Regions from separate parts of the Mus musculus genome. Here region 2 is linked to region 1. A link is a contact called in ENCODE Hi-C data. All regions are on one chromosome and are shown on one strand. The core of a region is the stretch at or near the end of the contact, and the rest is flanking DNA. Distances in the headings are between cores, read along the strand shown.

What was found. A loop is a pair of places that touch in the nucleus more often than their neighbours do.
Region 2: a loop to region 1 is called in a map of adrenal gland, with 2.8 times the contacts of the local background. The contact joins the enhancer-like site here to the promoter of Ercc4 in region 1. A Hi-C loop is called at or near these places in 14 of 37 maps with a recorded cell type or tissue (CH12.LX, T-helper 1 cell, T-helper 17 cell and 5 more).

Annotation. Positions count from the first base shown.
Region 1 is chr16:13,107,935-13,111,366 of GRCm38, forward strand. It overlaps Ercc4 (excision repair cross-complementing rodent repair deficiency, complementation group 4), which reads left to right and starts at 1,802. Exons shown (of 11, transcript NM_015769.2): 1 at 1,802-2,207. The coding sequence starts at 2,001.
Region 2 is chr16:13,400,120-13,403,551 of GRCm38, forward strand. Mrtfb (myocardin related transcription factor B) reads left to right here. Exons shown (of 17, transcript NM_001122667.2): 11 at 1-60; 12 at 534-1,565; 13 at 3,036-3,191. The region is part of intron 3 of Gm15738 (a long non-coding RNA gene); the gene reads right to left. Among named protein-coding and RNA genes, the nearest start is that of Gm15738, 21 kb to the right of the region's middle. Within about 2 kb of position 1,718, at least 1 of the 3 ENCODE cell types and tissues checked has a DNase peak (open chromatin) inside an H3K27ac peak, as active enhancers do.

The DNA of each region.
Region 1 (3,432 bases), core at 552-3,051:
GAGGTTTAAAATAACAAAAATGCAACGTCCCCCAACAGTGGGTTGTTGGGGGTGGCTGGGATACGTCTTGGCTTCCCAAGGGAGAACGCAGGAGTTCCTCAGCTCCTCAACGCTCTGTTCCTGGCACTTTCTACCTCATTCTGACCTTAGTTTCTCCTTCACAGTCCCCTTTGAAGCTAAGTCCCCTGCCTCTCCTTTGCCCCTAAGCACATCTTTATGATTATATTGGGCATACCTGGATAAGTCAATATCATTTCTCCATCTCAAGAGTTTAGCTCAATGACATCTGTGAAGTCTCCTTTGCCATGAAAAATAATAGGTTCTGGGAATTCAATCTTTGGGTTGCATTATTCTGCCTGCCACAACCTGGGAGGAATCACCCACACACCCACACACCCACCTCTGAATGTGTGCTGAGTAACTACTTACTGTACCCTGAACCAACGCTAAGAAACATACCATCCAGCTCTGTGGCCTTGCCTGATTATATAACCGGCTTGTTGAACTGCAGGCATTATCTCCTGGCTCCCAGACATGCTGCGCGGAAAGCGTCTGCAGGCATCTCTGTCCACTTCAGGAAGATGCAGAAATTATTAGATGCTCTTTTAACTGTGACTAGACAGAAGGAAAACGCTGGAAGAAGCAGAGGAGAGAGAGAAAACAAATCCACTTGCAGCGGCTGATGTGAAGGGAGATTGGTAAACGGGAAGGCAATGTAATGAAGGTCGAGCAAACTCAAATAAATGTGTCCTTTTTCTCCCACTAATCGTCCATTCGAGAAACGTACCTTGAGGGTTTGAGTGAACTTCTGTATGAACTAAGCTAGTGAAATGCTATGTTGCGTGCTGGTGGGAGGAGTGGGAGCCAACTAAACGTTCTCCAGTAACTAGACAAGTATATGCCTCCACATTACAGAAAACCCAGCCACATAAAGGACAGAGATTTAGGGAAAATTTGTGACGGAACTCAGGATCTACCACTAAGTTACATCCTAACACCCTTTATATTTGTGCTGGAGGTCTCCATCTCTAGCTCAGGCTGGCCTTGAATTTACTTCAACAAGTGAGATAGCCTGTCCCACCTGGAGAAACCAAAAATCTGGTTTCGAATCTTGGTTGTTTATTATTTCATATAATTAAGCAGGCAAGCAGCCGCACAAACTGAGCAGCGGCAGAGGGTAGGGGGCACGCAAAAGTATGTTGTTAACCATGGTTATTCCTGAGTAATGGAACAATCCTATTTTGCCTTCATTTGTATTTCGTATGGGCTGAAAATAAAGGGGAATGGAGAATTCTGAGAGAGAATGCCTCCTAGATTGCTTACCTGGAGGTTTTTTTAGGTAGTTACAAACACGACCCAAGATGTCCCTCTAGTGGAAGGAACGCGGCTGCAACTGGCACCTGATGGAGGCTTTGTAAAATAACTTACTGAGTTCAAGACCTTTGCAAACAAGAGACTGAAACTCATAAGGTATTGTGCTTATTAAAAATTTTCAAGGCGGGGAGGGGGAGGAATACTTGCAAAAGTAGAGACAAAACCCTCACACTAGGAAAACGATGTCGATTCTGGATGCACTTGGAATACTGACAGCAACATTCTGAACTGTCGGTATTGGAGGATTACGCGGATTAGACTTCTCTGTTTGCATTTTGTTAGTTTATGCCTAGGTCTAGAGAGCCAAAGGATGGGGAACCTAAACACACGCGCGCGCACGCGCGCTAACGCTTTCTGCGCCTCTCGGCTGAGTTCGGGTAGACCTGCCCTGGGCTCGGGCACATTCCGGCCACACTTGTCCCCGCCTCGATTCCTTTTCGGCTACAATCGGTTGGCTCTCTTGAACTCGGCTCCCTTCGGCTACATCCGGCCTCTCTCAGTCGGCCATTGCAGTTACATCTGTTCTGCGCTCCTTCGGCCCTGGCGTCTCTCCCTGCGTTCGGCCAGCGTTCGGCTGGACTCGGCTCTTTCCGTCAGCGTGCGGCCGCGGTCCCGGAAGGGCGCCCATGGAGCCAGGCCTGTCGGGCGAACGGCGGAGTATGGCGCCGCTGTTGGAGTACGAGAGGCAGCAGGTGCTGGAACTGCTCGACAGCGACGGGCTGGTGGTGTGTGCCCGCGGACTCGGCACCGACCGGCTCCTCTACCATTTCCTGCGGCTTCACTGCCACCCGGCCTGCCTGGTGCTGGTGCTCAACACGCAGCCGGCCGAGGAGGTGCGACTGCGGGATGGGTAGACCCAAGGGTTTGGGGGACATCCGATGCGAGATCGGCGCGGTAGGAACGCGGAGCTGTACGGTTGCAGGGACTCCGAGCCCATGCAGATCTTAAACAGGGCACGAAAGGGAATGAATTAAGATCCCAGGGGGGAGATGCGGGGCACCTACACAGTTCCAAGTCGCTGCGAAGGAGGGAAGGGAACCCCAGGGAAATTGAAGTGGCTGCCACGACAAGGGAGGGCATTGAGTGAGGGTCCTGGAAGGAGATCCTGGACTCTGACACTGCGGGATGACTGCCAAGTATAGAATGCATCCCAAGAAAGTCTTGGGTTCCTCTATTGACATGGGAGAGCATTGAATACAGGGCCCAGACACAGTTTGAGGACACTGAGAATACGGGTCCCACACACTCCTTAACACTGAAAAGGAGAGGGGCGAGTAGGCTACACATTGAGGTAGAGTAGTGGATTGAATTGCACTGCAAAGGAGAGACGGTATCAGAATCTGGGTAGGAATAGTGTTTGAGTTTGAAGTTGGATATAAGGGTGTTTGGAGGACAGAGTGTGGTCCCTAAAAGGACAATGACGAGGATGATAGGGTCTCTGAGAGTTATTACTTTCTAGTAGAAAAGGAGACCTTGAGACTTAACAAAAGAAGAGGGATTAGGGAAATGGGGGTGGGGGTGCAGAAGTTAAAGCTAAGGGAGCGATCAATCTGGGTTACAGAGAACAGGTGATCCTGAGGACAGTGGAATGAGACATGCCTTGCTGCGGATGTTGAGAGATGTGGACATAGCCTAGCATGATGAATCTGATGATCCCCTAGGTGTAGTGGCCAGGAAGAAAATGTCAGCTGAGAAGAGTCACTAACAACTCCTTTAAAGGCTGAGGCCCTGTTGGATTCCCCAGGAATCTACAGTGCTTGGCATGGTACTTTGTGCAATGTAAGATGCCCAGAAAAGTGGCATTAGACTGAGAGACTAATGGGCCATTGGACCTATGGACATTCTGGCATCTCTCTAGGAAGTATCAATACTGATCTAACAGTCTAAAGTGTTGTCTGCAGAGAGGAATCCCTTGTCTCAAAACCCGACTTTGGCTGGAAGTAGTTTCTAGGTAGTAGAAAACTTTTTTTAAAGATTTTTTTTAATAATTTATTTATTTATTATATGTAAGTACATTGTAGCTGTCTTCAGACATTCCAGAAGAGGGAGTCAGATCTC
Region 2 (3,432 bases), core at 468-2,967, 290 kb after region 1:
AGCAGCAGCATGCCGGCGAGGAGGCCAGGACCGCTGCCCTCCAGCTTGGATGACTTAAAGGTGACAACTCCACCTCTAGCTCCTCACCCCTGAGTGCCTTCCTTGCACATGAGCAGGTGGCCAGGTTTGCCTGTCATGTGCCAGTTGTCTATAGATGGACAACTTTAGCAATGCACCAGCACCCTTTATGGAAGTGTTTTCCTTTTATTCCCCTAGGTGTTAGATTTCAAATAGTTAATACTAATTCTCATTTACTGACCATGTGCCTTATTTGAGCACCCAGAGAAGAGATCACTTCTCTGTAGTAATTACTGCAATATCACCTGTTTTATAGTTACTGCTCACAGGCTCCTGTGCCTCCTCTGTAGACTTAAGTTATCACAGTGTGTACAAATGGAGAAAGTCTGTTTATATGGCAGGTCCAGATATGTATTGGGAGTGTCACCATCCCTCTGTGGGCCACGGAGGTGTGTTCTGGTGTTTATGTGTGGGTGACTCATAAAACCAAGCACCTGATCTGCTTTTGCCTCCAGGTGTCAGAGCTGAAGACAGAACTCAAACTGAGGGGTCTGCCAGTGTCAGGAACTAAACCAGACCTCATTGAACGCCTGAAACCCTACCAGGAAGTGACCAGTAGTAACCTTGCCACTGGCAGTATTGTGGCAGTGTCATCAGCAACCATTGTCACCAGTAACCCAGAGGTCACAGTGGCACTGCCAGTCACAACACTGCATAATGCTGTAACAAGCTCTGTGTCCACTTTCAAGGCAGACTTGGCACTTCCTGCAACCAGCAGTGTGCCCCATGTTGAAAATGCCCACTCTCCTCTGCCCATCTCCCCATCACCCTCTGAGCAGTCCAGTCTCAGTACCGATGACACAAACATGACAGACACCTTCACAGAGATCATGACTATGATGTCACCTTCCCAGTTGTTGTGTTCATCTCCCCTGAGGGTGGTGAGCCATGATGACAGCCTGAGCCCTTCCAGTAGCACCCTGTCTACTCTAGAACTGGATGCTGCTGAGAAGGACCGCAAACTTCAGGAGAAGGAGAAACAGATTGAAGAACTGAAGAGGAAACTGGAACAAGAACAGAAGCTTGTGGAGGTCCTCAAGATGCAGCTTGAGGTGGAAAAACGTGGGCAGCAGCGACCACCAGACCCTCAGCCCAGTGATCCCCCACATCCCTTTAATACATCAGATCCTAAACATGGCAGTGTTGGGTCCTCCATCAAGGATGAGGCCTCACTCCCTGACTGCTCCAGCCCCCAGCAGCCCATCACAGTGCCTGGCCACTCTGTAGGCCAGCCCATCTCCACGGGTAGCCAGACCCTTGTTGCCAAAAAGACTGTGGTCGTCAAGCAAGAGGTCCCCATGGCCCAAGCAGAGCAGCAGAACGTTGTCTCGCAGTTCTACCTTAGTTCCCAGGGACAGCCACCTGCCCTTGTTGCTCAGCCTCAGGCCTTACTGACCACACAGACAACTCAGCTGCTGCTGCCAGTGTCCATCCAGGGCTCAAATGTTACTTCAGTGCAACTCCCAGTAGGCAGCCTTCAACTCCAGGTATGAAGTGTGCTTCACAGTGTTGCCTGATAGCAAATACTGCAGCTAGCTCTGAGCTGTTGTGCAGCTACTGTGGGCTACAGTTTTGGAAGGCCGTGGTGTGGGTGTGGGGGAGGAGGAAGGGTTGGTCTGGCTACCACTGTGTTTACATCATAAAAACCAGCAGGGTGACCTCCTGTTCTCTTGGATGCGGATGCGCACGCAGGGCTGTAGAGAGCACACACTGCTCTCAAAGCAGACTCAGGTTCAGTTCCTAGCAACCGCATCAGGCAGGTCAGCTGTCTAATTCAGTTCCAGGAGATCCTATGCCCTCTGATTTCTTTGGGGACCTGCACACATGTGCACAAAAACTCACAAAGGCACACAGACATAGAGATACATTTTTAAAGATTAATGGCATTATCACAGGCTGTGTGCCTTGAACACTTCACTCTCTGCCCTGGTTCCAAGTAACTTTCCATTTCTAGGAGCCCGGGGACAGATATGACATGTAATCAATCCCATGTCTTCTAGCTGGGGATGGTGGCAGGAGTCATATGCCTGTTCTTGGGAGGTGCCATTTATATAAGAATGCTTCAGCTGAGGAAAACATGAAGTGGGGTTGTTCTGACTGCAGAGACCTGCAGATTGACTCTCTTGCTGTATAGTGCACTTCTGGCAGACCTTACCTAGATGTGGTCATAAGGAAAACAAGCCATTTGAGCCAGTGCTTTAGCTTTAATCTGCCCAGTACCCGTGGCAGGAGTCAGTACCCAAATACCCTCAACAAGTGTACAGCAATCTGACGCCCTGCTTTGTGTGCAGAAGTATGCAGAGTACGCATGAGTTAGAAACCTATTCTAAACGTGTATTAGATTGCCAGTGGATCCAAATCCTTTGTTGCCATTGATACAAGAAGAAAACCTGTTTTCTACTGGGCCTGTATACAGCTGTATGCCCAGCATCTCTGGCTATTCCTAGACTGTGTATACTACAAGCTTAAAAGCAATTCTGTAGGTTGTTGGGTATCATGGGTTACAGACCTATAATGTGTAGAGCTGTCTTGTTTCTGTTATCTGCTTTCAAAACTTTTCAAGTGAAATCTTAGCCACCTTAAGGAACAGTGAGGTTAAAAAGACAGCTGTCTGACATTTGTCACTGGTTTAGGATTGTCCTCGAACTCACTCAGGGAAAGTTGATAGAAGTCCCAGTATGTTGTTTGGGTGGGTGACTGTACATAATGAAGCACTGTGTTTCTCAGGAAGCTAGACAATTTTGAACCCTAGTCCCCATCTCCAGGGAAGTAGAGAGGGGTGACAGAGAAAGGGAAAAATTGCTAAAGATCAGATGCATACAGATGGACCAAAGTGTGTGACTATAACCATTGTGTCAGCTTAGCTGTGTATCCCAAAGCAAACAGTTACACTGTGTTATAAACTCAATTCCAGATGTGCTTCTTGACACTAAGATTGATTTTTGTTTTCTTCCTAGACCCCAGCACAAGGAAGAGTCCAGGCTCAGCCTCATGTAGCTGCTGCCACACAGGTTCCAGCTGCAGCCCTGCCCTCAGCCTTGACCTCAGCACTGCCTCAGAAGCAGGAAGCCTTCCCACAGCACGTGTTGGGCCAGCCTCAGCCAGTCAGAAAGGTGGGATGCTTACAAAGAGAGACTAGTGCTATTCTTTTCTGTCACCTCTCCCCTGTCAGTGAGCATCATCCCAAAATCGTGTTCTTTGGGAAGGCTGTAATCCTCAGCCAGAGAACAAACCTTGGATCCAAAGCTATTAGAACACAGATACTTTGTCTAGGACTGGGGAGTTCTTTAGTGTGAAAGATGCTTAAATAGTCCAAGCCTTTTCCAAGTAAGTCCCCAGAGCTTGTTTTATAAT